3 separate regions of the Mus musculus genome follow, and regions 1 and 3 are each linked to region 2. Evidence: chromatin contacts called from ENCODE Hi-C or POLR2A ChIA-PET data. All regions are on one chromosome and are shown on one strand. Each heading gives the region's core, a stretch centred on a gene start or an enhancer-like site at or near the end of the contact. The rest is flanking DNA. Distances are from core to core; before and after follow the strand shown.

Region 1 (4,551 bases), core at 240-2,739, 100 kb before region 2:
ACCCCAGTGGCCGGACATGGAGTTCGAATTCTAGGATGGAAATGGAACTCTGCAGAGTTTGGGATTCTGCACTAAGAATTCCAGACCAAAGAGCTACATGGTTTACAGTGGGCAAGCTCCTCCCCTGCTACCACTGGCTATAAGGTTAGGGTAGGTGGGGTCTTGGGATCTGGGTCAAGGACCAAGGATGACAAGTGTCTGAGGATGTTTGTGGAAGAAGTAGTTTGTGGGTTCCAACGGTGATAACCCAGAGTTAGGGACTTAAACAGCCACAGTGGTCGATGCGTTGGGTTTCTGGAGTTCTTAGGACAGCTTTACAGAGGGGCTGGTATAATTAAGCAAAAATTTGGGAGGGAAATGTAGTTAGCCAGGAAAGAGTGGGAGAGGGCCCAAATGCATAGAGGTGTTTGGCAAAAATAGTAGTAGGTCGGGGTGGCTGGGAATGGGTTGTGGACCATGCCCCACTCTAAAAGGAGAGGGGTGGTGGTCTTACCGTGGCCAGGCGCGTCTGTTCTAGCTCCTGCAGGCTGCGCACGTGGCGGGCGAGCACCGGTTGCGCTCGAGGCCCTGCCAACTCTGCTTCCACTGCCAATACCTCCCGCGAGGCAGCGGCGAAGGCCTGGGTCACCTCGTGCACGACACTCCGGTAACTCGGGAAGTCATAGTGCTGACCACTGAGCAGGTACTGACGGTGAGCTCTGCAGTGGACCGGGAGGATGCTGAATCGACACGCTGACAAGCAGACCACGCTCCCTGCTCCAGCTACGTGGAAGATACCCCCGACTCGAAAGAGACAAACCCGAACTCCACAGACTGGGTCTGTCAGGACAGAGCTAGTGCTTAACCATCTCTGCACTCAGAGAAATGAGGGATCTTGTGGAGGGTCACACCACAGCTGCTCCCGCCAGGCCACGCCCACGGTCACATGCTGCTCTACACCTATCTACCCTGCTACTAAAAGCTACACCCTCAGCTCTACCCAACTCCCCCAAATAGACAGGCTTCAGTGTCACAGATCCTTTTACCCACCCTTCTAGACTTCGCTTTCAAGTACGCCCTGCTCCCGGCAGCAGCACTCCTGCATCTCCTGGACCAGATCTGGCTCTCTCCCCACCTCTTCCGACCAAGTCCACAACCTAGGTCCTCCCAGCCACGCCTCCAGCCGCCTCCCCTCAGGTCCCCCTCAGGCAAGCTCTCCCAGGGCCCGCCCCCTCCTCCAGCCCAGCCCGCTCACTGGTCTAGACGGCGGAAGGCCTGTGCGCGTTCATTCTGAAGCTGCTGAATCCTCTGCACCAGTGTAGCGATCGGGGCGTCTCTCTATGGGGGTGTGGGGCCATGAAGCCGGAGTCCTGAGCCCATCCCGCCACCCCGCGCCCGTCCCACCCGCAACCGGGCTCACCCAGGCCCACGCGGACTCCGCAGACCCGGGACCGTCTGCAGCAGCCAACACCTCTGTGGCGGCGGTGAGCATGACTGCGCAGTCAAGTGGCACTAGGGAATGGCCGCTGCGCCCCCTGCCGGCCGGGAGGTCCACCACCAGCCCGCGCGCCTTTGAATTCGTTTTTTTTTTTTTTTTTTTTTGAGACAGGTTTTCTGTGTAGCCCTGGCTGTCCCTGCCTCTGCCTCCCAAGTGCTGGGATTAAAGGCGTGTGTCACCACCGCCTGGTGGAACTCTAAATAGTTTCTAAAGCAACTAAATGGTTAGTTCCAGGGCTGTGTACATCCGCCAGATCCTTGCAACAAGCGGGGCTCGAATAGGGCCTAAATCGAAGTTAAGGCCACAAGTATTTCTGTACCGGTGATGCTTACGAATGTAGTTGAACCAGTTTTGGTTTCAGTGGCTGAGTACTAGTTGCTGTTGCAGGACTGAACCCAATGACACTACCCACATAGCCACTCACACCTATATGCAGGACACCTAATGCACCCCCAGCCCCCCAGACAGGGTTTCTCTGTATAGCCCTGGCTGTCCTGGAACTCATTTTGTAGAGCAGGCTGGCCTTGAACTCAGAAATCCGCTTGCCTCTGCCTACAGAGTGATGGGATTAAAGTGCACCACCATGCCCATCACGCATTTTTTTTTTAAAAGTATTTATTATATGTAAGTACACTGTAGCTGTCTTCAGACACACCAGAAGAGGCATCAGATCAATTATGGATGGTTGAGCCACCATGTGGTTACTGGGAATTGAACTCAGGACCTCTGGAAGAGCAGTCAATCAGTGCTCTTAACCACTGAGCCACTTCTCCAGCCCCTAACAAACCTTTTGATGTCATCTCACATAGTGCACACAAACCATCCATTCAGATTATACCTTTGAAATGGGATTCCCAGCACCGGGGAGGTAGGATATACTCTGAAAGCTTCCTTCCCTAAATTACTTTGGAGATGTTGGTTGCACATACATGGGGGATTTGCAAGCTGCTGGCAACCAGGTTCGAACCCACGGAACCTTCCAAATGACAAGACAGACTGCATACCTGAAGTCAATTACAAGCAACATGGCCTGTCTAAGACTCCCCACGATGGGTGAAATGGTCCTAGACGCCCTAGAGTACCCAGCTACTCATGCAAAAGTGTGCCTGATACTCAAAAATCAAAGGTAGATGAGGCGGCCTCATAAACTCATATAAAGTGTGTTGCCTGTAGTCCCTGGTGCCATGCCTGATGGTGAACTCTATCAGGTTGTCCAGCAACTTAACTGGCGTACAGAGTACTGAGTCAGGTGAACTGCTCCCCCAGAGACCCTAAATTGTGGCCCCACACATCAGAGCCAAGACAAGATCTGTAAGCACAGCCTGCCTCCCCACAGCAGCACTGTGTGGGCTCCACCTTTACATGGTTCCAAGGCTTGCAAGTTCTAACCCACTGGTTCACCCTGCTGCCCAGTACCAGTCTTTACTGCCTCCCCAGCCTCCAAGGTTCAAGGGCAGCCTAGGCTACATGGTGAGATCCCCTCCCCACCGATCCCTCAACAGAACAGTCACTCTAGACACCAATTACTGCTCCAGTGGATGGAAGGGGACTTTATTTGGTCCCGGGGTCACATGCCAGGTATGACCACAGCTTTATTTGACCTTCTTCTTGGGGCGCAGGTTGTTGGTATGGCCGCACTTCTTCTTGCGGCAGTTGACTGCACGAGGGTGCAGGCGTGCGTAGCACTTGCGGCAGATCATCTTGTCACAGTTGTACTTCTGGGCAAGCTGACGAAGGGATGGCTCAATGATGCCACCGCGCAGACGCAGCACCAGGTGCAAGGTGGACTCTGGGAAAAAGAACAGGCAGCTGAAGGCAGGAGCTCATACAGGACAGTGAGGTGGGCTGCCCAAAGACACCAAGTAGCACCCTAAAAGAGGCTCCTCTACAGAGGCAGACAGACACTGGTGGTGAGATGGTAGGCACCTGGGAACTTTACAAGTCTGGTGAGAGCACAAGTCAAACGAGGGCAAGAAACATGTCCAGTGGAGGCAGCCCCACAGACAGCACAGCAAGCATCCAGATGCGGACACACCGGCACCCCCAACCCCCAGTGCTCCACATTTCAGGCTCTCACACCCACACAGAGAACAGGCAAGCAGATGTGACAGCACACACCTTTAATCTGAGCACATGGGAAGCAACAGAATAGTCAGTGCTACACAGAGATGCACAGAACGTGTGTGTGAATATGACAGGGACTTGGAACATGGGATTAAGTAGATGACAGCATGGCTCCGATGGGTTTGAGGCTAACATGAGCTACCACGAGTTCCAAACAGCCTGGGTCTAAGTTGACACTTAGCCTCAAAGCAAACAACAAAAACAAAACCAAAGTAAAGGTTTGGTAAGTAGGGGCAGCCAGGTGAGTCTGGTGAGCTGGGCTCAATCCCTTCAGCCCACACAAGGCTAGAAAAGTGGTCTTCTGCCCTTTGCCTCAGAGCCATCACAAATAAATACCCACAGTAAATACGTAAGTCAACCATGCCAACGACCGCAATAGCAGTCGGACGCCAGCCCCCACCTACAATACCAGACAAGCAAAACAGCCCTTACCTTTCTGGATGTTGTAGTCGGACAGGGTGCGGCCATCCTCCAGCTGTTTGCCCGCGAATATCAGCCTCTGCTGGTCAGGTGGGATGCCTGTGCACGAGAGAAACCAGGTTGGCCACAACTCCTTCCTGCAGAAGCTGGTTAGACCCCATTCACTCAAGAGACGAGCAGACCAAGATCCTTAAGCGCTCCCACCCGTAGGAGAACGCCCTGAACAGCACAGCCCACCTTCCTTGTCTTGGATCTTGGCCTTGACATTCTCGATGGTGTCACTGGGCTCGACCTCAAGAGTGATGGTCTTGCCCGTCAGGGTCTTCACGAAGATCTGCATGTTGGCGTCTGCTACACATCAGAAGGAGACGCATGAGTAAAAGACAGAGGTCCGTCGGCTTCTACTAACCACCTAAGACTGCTTATTTCTTAGTTACCTTTACTACCAAAAAGCCAAATCCTGCTGCGGACTACGGCTCAGCAGTCCCACTCTGCCAGTCACCACCACCCGGTGGGTCGGGAAATCCTAC
Region 2 (4,359 bases), core at 1,301-3,800:
TAAAGGCCACCCCTGGCAGCACCCCTCAGACAGGCTACTAGCAGCCAACAGTGACACTCCAGTCACCATCTAACCTGTCACCAGATCTACCCAGTCTTCTAGTGACCCTGACTCCCACAGTCCTTCCTCTCTAGGTGTGGGGTACCAATGTCCAGGGGAAGGAAGGAGGCTATCATGGGACATTCTGAAGGCTGTTCAGAGAAGCCACCTCAACTGCTGGGCGGCAGCAAGAGGACACACGGCCAAGGCCAATGCTCACATACCCCAACTTATACAAGGGCCACTCAGGTCCCAACCTCATCCTCACCAGGGTCTCCACCAGGCCTAGACACATAGGCAAAGTGGCAGAGACAGGGGACAAGTCGGCCAGGAAAGTGGAGGCCACAGCAGGTGAGGCCTAATACAGGCAGGGCTACTACCCCTTACCCCACTTCTCAGAAGATAAAAATCAAGATTAGGCCAGCCAGTAACTGAGACACTGGAGCTGGAAGCCCTGACCCCAGACAGGTAAGCCTACCACACCCTCTCTGTGAGGATGACACCGTGGGAAAGATGGGACAACCCCATTCCAGCAATGTACCAGGAAGGGCCTCGTAGTGCACACTCAGGCCTCCAGTCCGTCCCAGGTCCCTGACTTTGGCCTCAGCTGTTCCAGGTGATTAGCCTCCTTCCAGTTCTGTTGTGCCACCCAGGTACACTGTTCCTCAGACAAGGAGCTGGGCTAAGCCTCATGTATGCCCTTCCAAAAACATAAGCCTCCTTGCAGCCCACACTCAGCCTCAGGACTTCTGCCAATCGGTGGCCCTGCCTGCTCCTACCACAGGGCCTTTGCACATACGGAGCCTATGGCCCACCCCACCCCCACTTCACTTTTCCCTAACAGCCTACCTTGAGGTTCCTGCGTGCTGTGTGGAATGACTAGATCCCCACTTCCTGGATGTGAGCTTCCTCTCACACAATCATCAACACCCACCCCCACCCTCACCCCCAAACTTAGCACAGGTCTGTGAACCATTCCCTAGAATGGGGACTTGCCAGGTATCAGGGAATCAGTCAGTCCCTGCTTCCCACATGGCCAGCAGCCCCATGCCAGGAAGGGTCACTGAGTTTACTGACCATAAATGAGTCCTAACTGCAGGCTCTCAGGGAGCCAGCCTTGCATGGCAGCCCAGTGACCCAGACTTCTCTGTGCCAGGTGATCTGTCCCCTACCCAGGGCTGCACTGGGCAACTCAGCCTCTAGGCAAGCTGCCCCCTCAGGCCCTGCTACAATCCAGGCCTCCACACTCACACCTCAAAGGTGAGTGCTGGGCTCCCAGCACACTTCAAACGTTCCCGCTTCACCTACTTCTCCACACAGGCACCTCGGAAAGGAAGGCCAGCCCAGGCGTGTCCTCACTGGAAGCTAGAGCACAGCCTGTCCACCTGGGCAGCGCACCCTGTATCTTCAATGTGGGGCGTCTAGAGCCAGACCCATTCTGGCTCACCTGGGACTCCGGGAGGTGTCCCGGGACCGCCATGGTCAGGCTCTGCACCTCTCTAGGCTTTGAATCCGCACCTTTGCCTACAAGCGACAGTGGAGTCCAACTTCCACGCAAACCTCCAAAACCCCAACACCCCGCAGGGCATTAGGGTCCGACCCAACCTCTTCAAATTTGCAGCCACAATGAACCCACGTGTCCTGTTTCAAATCTCCAGCTTGGATACTTGGGACTCTGCGGCCCTAAGACCTGAAGCTGTCCTCCAGTGCCATGGTCTCACAGCCAACCCCGAAAGCTCACACCTGTCAGGTTTGTGTGACCCCAGAACTCCCGAGGCCTTACAACCCTCAGATGCTGTGCCTGCCCTGGGCATCCTGTGACCGCTCAAGTCCTAACTCCTGATCTCCCATACACCACCGACTCCCTAGTGAGCCCCTGATCCTGCACCCGATGAACCGCCACGTGACCCCAGCAACCCCTTGGCTCTTGTTTGACCCATTGATTTCCTGTCCCCTCAGGTATTCTGAGACCCCAAGCCCCCTTGGAGCTCTCAAGCTCATGCCCATGCCCTCTATCTCATGTGACCCCCCCACCAAGACCCTGGAACTCGAGTACCTCAATATATTCTGTCCTTTGTGTATTCTGTGACCCCAAAGGACCCTCAGGTCTCGCACACCCACAATCACACACCCTTCTGGTCTCGCGTGACCCCATGAGCCCCTTGATCTCGTGTGTACCCCTGAAATCCCGCACCATTTTGATCTCCAGTCACTCCCCGATCTCCTCGGGATCTCCTGTGTCCCCCCTGAAATCCCGCACCATTCTGGTCTCGCGTGACCCCATGGTCCCCGGTCCCGCGTGGCCCCGCACCGCGCACTCACTTCTCGCGCGCCTGCCCGTCCGAGGGCGCGCAGCCCTTGCTCGCCTTGCCGTACATGCTCCGCACCTGTCAGGCGCGCGTGGCCATCGCTGCCCGCGCCCCGATCCCCGCGGCCATGTCCGCGCGGGAGCTCCGGCCGCGGGTGGGTTCTCGCCGCGCTGCCCTCCCCGGGCTGTTCCGGGAAGCGCGCCACCGCCACCGCGCGCTCCCGCCGCTCTTAAAGTGGCAACGGCGGGAGCGCGGGTGGGCCCCCCCCCCGCGCGCGCGCTGGGAGCGCGCACGCGCAGAGCCCGCGGGGGCGGCACTGCCCACCAATAGGCTGCGCACCAATAAGTACAGACTTCAATACCTCCCCCCAAAGATATTCAAGCCCGGGACGCGCTCCAGCAGTTGCTATTTGTGCAATTGGGAAGCTGAGGCAGGGGGATGGCCGCGAGCTCCAAGCATACCTCGGCTGCGGAGCAAGACTCCCAGTTGTACAGATCTGGGGGTGGGGGTGGGGTGCTGTGGATATCTCCGTTTCGACTCAGGAACTGCACTAGGCTCTTGGGCTCACAGGATATGCGCCCATGACATTCTACTCCCAGGACACTCTCTGCGAGCCAATACAGCGCTGCGGGCTGTGAGGGGCCCTTTTGAGAGAGTTTCATATAGGCCAGGCTTGTCTCAAACACATAAAACAGATAACCCTGAAATTCTAATCCTCCTGCCTCAGCCTCCCTAGCGTTTGCACGACAGGCGTGTGCCACTTAGCCTGGTCTGTGTGCTGTGCACAGAGCCCGGTTTTTTTTTTTTTGTTTTTTTTTTTATGCATGCCAGCGTTGTAAGGACTGAACCCCAGACCAAGCACGTTTTGTTTGTTTTTCTGAAAGTGTTTCTTAACGCGGTAGACAGAGGCAGGAGGATCTCTGTGAATTCGAGGCCAGCCTGGTCTATATGGCGAGTTCCAGGACAGCAGCCAATACATAGTGAGACCCTGTCTCAAAGTCGGAGTAAAAACGGTGTCTCCTGTAGCCCAGGCTGACCTCCAGCTCTCTACTTCACTAAGGCTCCTTGAACAGGTGGTCCTCCTGCCTCCACCTCTGGGTGCACGCTGGGAATGAGAGCATGCTTCTTTCCCCCACTCCAGCGCAGACGCACGTGTATAACACGCGGCCCCGTGAGAGCACGAGGGGTCGTGGCGCATGGGCGTCGGGAAGCATCCAGGCTAAGGCTTGCTATCGCTGCAAGTGTCCCCGGTTGGACACGACGGGTTTAGTGGGGACTTGCTGGAGATTGCGCACAGGTGGGTCGTCAGCACCCGGTGGCGCAGTCATGAGCTCAGGTTTCCTGTGTGAGTGTGACAGCATGCAGGTCACCACGGCGCTAAGTCTCGCGTGGTGTCCCTGGTGCAGGCAGATCCCCTAGCCCGGGCCTCCCCGCCCCCACCCTAGTGGGCGGGCGGGAAGCCGAGCCGCCGTGGTTCCAGGCGCTCAGGAAAGGCTGCCGGGGCGCGCCCCGCCTCCTCCCCCAGGGCTCAGCTGGGCCGACGCCGGCCTTTCCCATTTCCTGCTTGGCCCGCCACCCCCTCCCCCAGCTTCCTCTCCCCGCCGCGGGGCTGGCGACTGCTGGGTGCCAGGAAGGCCGTCGGTGCGCCTGGGCCACCGCGCACTACAGCTCTTTGCAGGCCCTGTTCTCAGCGAGACACAGAGAGGTTGCGAGTGCAGCCGGGAGGCACAGCACGCAGCTCCGAGTTTCCTTCCACCCTCAATTGTGTCCCCAAGGTCTGGAGATGCCCAGGACGCAAGGTTTCCCCTCTCTCAGCCACAAATTTTTGATTCAGTGTCTTCACCCACCCCAACCCCCGGAACTATTTATTGAGCGCCTGCTGTCTACCGGGCCCTGGGGACCCAGCGGGGACACTTTGCTACGACTCCTGGAGAAAAGAGTCAGCTGGGGAAAGCAGGAGACAGAGCCGGACAAAGGGAGGGAGGGCCGGCGGCAGCGAGGACGGTGGGAG
Region 3 (4,463 bases), core at 70-2,569, 85 kb before region 2:
GATCAGGTATCAGTCCTGGTCTGGGACTGAACTGGAAGCATGCAGAAGCCCTGGGTCCTTCAGGGCTTAAGGTCAGTTTGGGCTGTACATACTGAGTTTTGGGCCACCCTAAGATGCATGAAACCCTATTTTAAAACAGAAGCCTGGTGTGACAGCTCATGTTTGCCATCCTGGCACTCAGGTGACTAGAAGACTGTTGTAAGTTTAAAGTTAATTTGCGCTACATAATGAGTGGGAGACGAGATTGAGACACATAAGACTGTCTAAATAAATACGTGCTGGAGAGATGACTCAACGGTCAAGAGCACTGACTGCTCTTCCAGAGGTCCTGAGTTCAACTCCCAGCAATCACATGGTGGCTCACAACCATCTGTAATGGGAATCCAGTGCCCACTTCTGCTTTGTCTGAAGACAGCGACAGTTTATGTATGCACATACGTGAAATAAACAAATAAGAGTCAGGTGTGGTGAATGCCCTGCCCGTGCACAGTGCTAGAGAAGACAGTAAGAGCAGAAGTTTCAGGTCACTTTTGCTTTGTGAGTTACAGACTAGCCTGGAACAAATGAGACCCTAATCCAAAACAAGACTCAACACAAGCAGATGAGGTAACTCACGCTTGTCATCCCAGTACTTTAGAGACTGAGGAAGATGCATTTCAAGGAGACAGAGGCCCCAGTCTGGGCTGCTATCTCAAAATTTTAATGACTCTCTTTATAGTTGGGTGGCCGAGGCAGGATGATTACCAGGAACTGGAGGCTAATTTGAGCTATCATCTAAAGAAACACTAACTCTCCCCCAGGAATGTCAGGCTGACTGGAATGGCTCTGAGCCTCAAGGTCACAGTAGGAGCACAAGGAGCCGTCCGGCCCGAGTCCTCTAAACGGACTTCAACTCTTCCGGCCAAACTCTGAAGGAGAAACAACAACAACAAAAGAACCAAACCAGATAAGGCGTGACTCAAACAAACACGGGGTCCCCGCCCCTTTGAGCGGGGAAACTGAGGTACACGCGCACCCCAAGCCGCTCAGGGCTCCAGGTCACACAACTAGGGTTTCCATCTAGATTGGCCCGCGCTATCGCTGCGAATCCGGGAAAACTGAGGCTGTGTCCCCGAGCTAGGATGGGCCCTCCCTCCCCTCCGTGGCCTCCTGACGCCCCGAGTTCCCGCCCTGCCCGGCCCCGGCGGCTCCAGCCTCGGCACCTGCACATCTGGCGGCCTGGCTCGCGCTTCCGGGAGGGCGCCCTAGCGCTTACGTCATCATAGAGCGTCCACGAGCGCCCCCTGTCCTGGCGCCTAGGAGCCTGCGCGTACTCACCGCGAGGAGGCGGGAGGACCAAATTGTAGAAGCCCTAACGTGAACGCCAAAAGGATGAGCAATCGCAGCACTAGATACGCGCACGCGCTGTGTCCCAAACATGGCTTTTAAGCAATCCGGAAGTGGGCAATTAAATGTATTATTTATCAATCCAGTGTTACACAAGGAAACCCTATCTCGAAAAGTAAACAAAAAGACAAGGTCATATGTACTCAGGCTGGATTCCAGCTCGCCATGGAGCCTAGGTTACCCTTAAAATCCTGGTCATCCTGAAATGGCGTGTACGCCATTGTATGCCACCATGTGTGACTTTCAGATTTTTGAGGTATCGCTGTAGCCCAGGCTGGCCTGGTACTCGGTATTGTGAGAAATAATCCCCTCTCTCTAATAAAGAGTCTGGTGAAAGAGATGCAGGGATTTGACTTGTTTTGTTTGGGTTTTTCTAGACCGTTTCTCTGTGTAACAGAGCTCTGCCTGTTCTGGACTTGCTTATTTAGACCAAGCCAGACTCGAACTCATAGAGATCTACCGGCCTCCTGAGTGGTCGGATTGAAGGCCTGTGCCACCAGGACCGGCCAGTTTTGGTTTTATGAAACAAGATTTCTCTTTTTATCTCTGGTTTTTCTGGGACTTTTTCTGTACGTCCAAATAAGAGAAACCGTTTTTAATATGCCTTCTGCAAAAAAAGGATTTCAGCATAGAAAAAAAGGCAGAGGCTGGCATGCTGATTTCTTGCAAACAAGGCAGTATTTGATTTCTTTTTTTCTTCTCCTACTCCTTTCTTTGTGTAGTCCCGGCTGTCCAGGAATGCCCTTTAGTGTTTTGAACAGGTTGCTCTTTAACTCAGAGATCTGTCTTTCTCTGCCTCCTCTGTGCTGGGATCAAAGGTATGTACTACTATGGCCAGCTAACGTAGTAGTTTTTTTTTTTTTTTTTAAGATTTATTTATTATATGTAAGTACACTGTAGCTGTCTTCAGACACTCCAGAAGAGGGAGTCAGATCTCATTACGGATGGTTGTGAGCCACCATGTGGTTGCTGGGATTTGAACTCCGGACCTTCGGAAGAGCAGTCGGGTGCTCTTACCCACTGAGCCATCTCACCAGCCCCCCGTAGTAGTTTTTAAAGTCCTGATCATAAGTAACCTCAGGCTTTTTCCCATAACTGGATACTCAGAGAGTTACAATCTTTGTATACCTTACCATAGTCTTTAAATTCCCCATTCTATTCCAGGGATTTAAAATCTTATCAAATGAGTCGTCTAGGCTTGAGCCTGACTATTCCTTCTCTGATTGTGGCATGGGTCACATAGTACAGTGCCTGTAACTTTACAACTATCCTGGGTGCTAAGAGAAGCAGACAGCAGTGACAACTCAGGACAGGAAGAGTCTAGCACCTCATGCTACCTGTGCTTCTTTGGTGGATTCTAAGTATACCTGATACTGAAAATATACAAGAACAAATTACTTTTTACATTATGAGTCAGGAGCTGGCCTTGAAATTCCTGTCTATCCTCCCGCCCCAGCTTCACTGGGGCTGGGAATGAAGACCTGCTGCACCATACCTATCATCTGGACAGTTCTTCTATTTGAGCACCACAATATGTCTGTCCCGTGAGGTGTGAGGTGGGGATGGGGGATCTGAAGACTTATTTTTTCCTAGCAACCTGGTTCTATTTTTTTTTTAAATGTGTAACCCCTTTATTACTGTATGTGTGTGACTATTTTGCCCTTATACCATGTATGTGCCTGGTGCTCATGGAGATCAAAAGAAATCAAAAGAATCCTTGGAATTACAGACAGTTGTGAGCTGCCATGTGGGTGCTGGGAATTGAACCTAGGTCCTCTGCAAGAGCAGCCAGTGCTCTTAACTTCCAAGTCATCAAGTTCCTTTTCCTCTCTGTCCTTGACTCTCTGTCACCCCCCACCCACCCACCCACCCACCCACACCCAGCCCTAAGCAACTTGTGTCTTCTGTTTTCTGTTTAGAAAGCTTACTGATTCAGGTTGCTTACTGCTGTCTGTATGGCTGTGTAGAAGCCCCAAAGCCCACACTCCATCCTTAGATGTCTGAAAGACCCATACCAGACTGATGAAACTCAAATGTGAAAGCTGCTCAAGTTTTTCCACAGGACAACACATTTTCCTAAACTTCATCAGTTCTTTGCTTCCGTACAGCCCAGAGTGCTAGCACACACCTGGGAGCTCAGCTGCTGTTGAGGCTGTAGCAAGGACTATAACCACAAATATAAGGCTAACCTGGGCTACAGAGTGAGCTCAAAGCCAGGCTGGGGATTTCTGAGTTCAAGGCCAGCCTCGTGTATCTACAGAGTGAGTTTCAGGACAGCCAGGGCCACACAGAGAAACCCTGTCTTGAAAAACCAAACCAAAACAAACAATCAATCAAACAAACAAAAAAACAAAGCCAGACTGACTATGTATGTAGTGAGACTTTCCTACTTCAAAAAGAAAATAAAATGCCAGGTGGTAGTGGCGCATGCTTTTAATCCCAGTACTCGGGGAGGTAGGTGGACCTCTGTGAGTTCTAGACCAGCCTGGTCTACAGAGCTAGTTTCAGGGTGGCCAGAGCCACAGGAAGAAACTCTGTCTTGAAAAACAAAAACTAGGGCTGGTGAGATGGCTCAGTGGGGAGGAGCACTGACTGCTCTTCCAGAGGTCCTGAGTTCAAATCCCAGCAACCACATGGTAGCTCACAACCACCCATAATGAGATCTAATGCCCTCTTCTGGTGTGTCTGAAGACAGCTATAGTGTACTTATTTATAATAATAAATAAATCTTTGGGTTGGAGCAAGCGGGGTTGACCTGAGCAAGCAGAGGTCCTAAATTCAATTCCCAACAACCACATGAAGGCTCACAACCATCTGTACAGTGTACTGACAAACATAAAATAAATAAATCTTAAAAAAGAAAACAAAAGAGGAAGAAAAAGAAAATAGCTAAGAGATATAACTGTATGAATAGAGCAACAGAAAAAAGTTACACAGTGGGAGTAGAGCCAGGGCATGAGCACCTTACAGTCTTGAGCTCAATCTACAGCTCCAACATGGTAGGACAGAACTCATTTGTGCAAATTATCCTTTGGCATTCACTTGTGTACCAGGGAGGCGCATGTTCATTCATTCAT

What was found. Hi-C counts contacts between places; a loop is a spot of excess contacts on that map. ChIA-PET counts read pairs that join two places held with the same protein, here RNA polymerase II (POLR2A).
Region 1: POLR2A ChIA-PET joins it to region 2 with 57 read pairs in Patski. The contact joins the promoter of Rex1bd here to the promoter of Ssbp4 in region 2. A Hi-C loop is called at or near these places in 1 of 37 maps with a recorded cell type or tissue (T-helper 17 cell). POLR2A ChIA-PET finds 5 or more read pairs at or near these places in 4 of 5 experiments (Patski and embryonic stem cell).
Region 3: POLR2A ChIA-PET joins it to region 2 with 41 read pairs in Patski. The contact joins the promoter of Kxd1 here to the promoter of Ssbp4 in region 2. A Hi-C loop is called at or near these places in 1 of 37 maps with a recorded cell type or tissue (T-helper 17 cell). POLR2A ChIA-PET finds 5 or more read pairs at or near these places in 5 of 5 experiments (Patski and embryonic stem cell).

The regions. Positions count from the first base shown.
Region 1 is chr8:70,505,263-70,509,813 of GRCm38, forward strand. It overlaps Rex1bd (required for excision 1-B domain containing), which reads right to left and starts at 1,490. Exons shown (of 5, transcript NM_025577.3): 1 at 1,400-1,490; 2 at 1,235-1,317; 3 at 494-698. The coding sequence starts at 1,471. It overlaps Uba52 (ubiquitin A-52 residue ribosomal protein fusion product 1), which reads right to left. Exons shown (of 4, transcript NM_019883.4): 2 at 4,259-4,372; 3 at 4,034-4,120; 4 at 3,001-3,266. The coding sequence starts at 4,361. The coding sequence ends at 3,070.
Region 2 is chr8:70,605,764-70,610,122 of GRCm38, forward strand. Ssbp4 (single stranded DNA binding protein 4) reads right to left here and starts at 2,551. Exons shown (of 18, transcript NM_001372473.1): 1 at 2,362-2,551. The coding sequence starts at 2,417.
Region 3 is chr8:70,521,861-70,526,323 of GRCm38, forward strand. Kxd1 (KxDL motif containing 1) reads right to left here and starts at 1,320. Exons shown (of 5, transcript NM_029366.2): 1 at 1,203-1,320.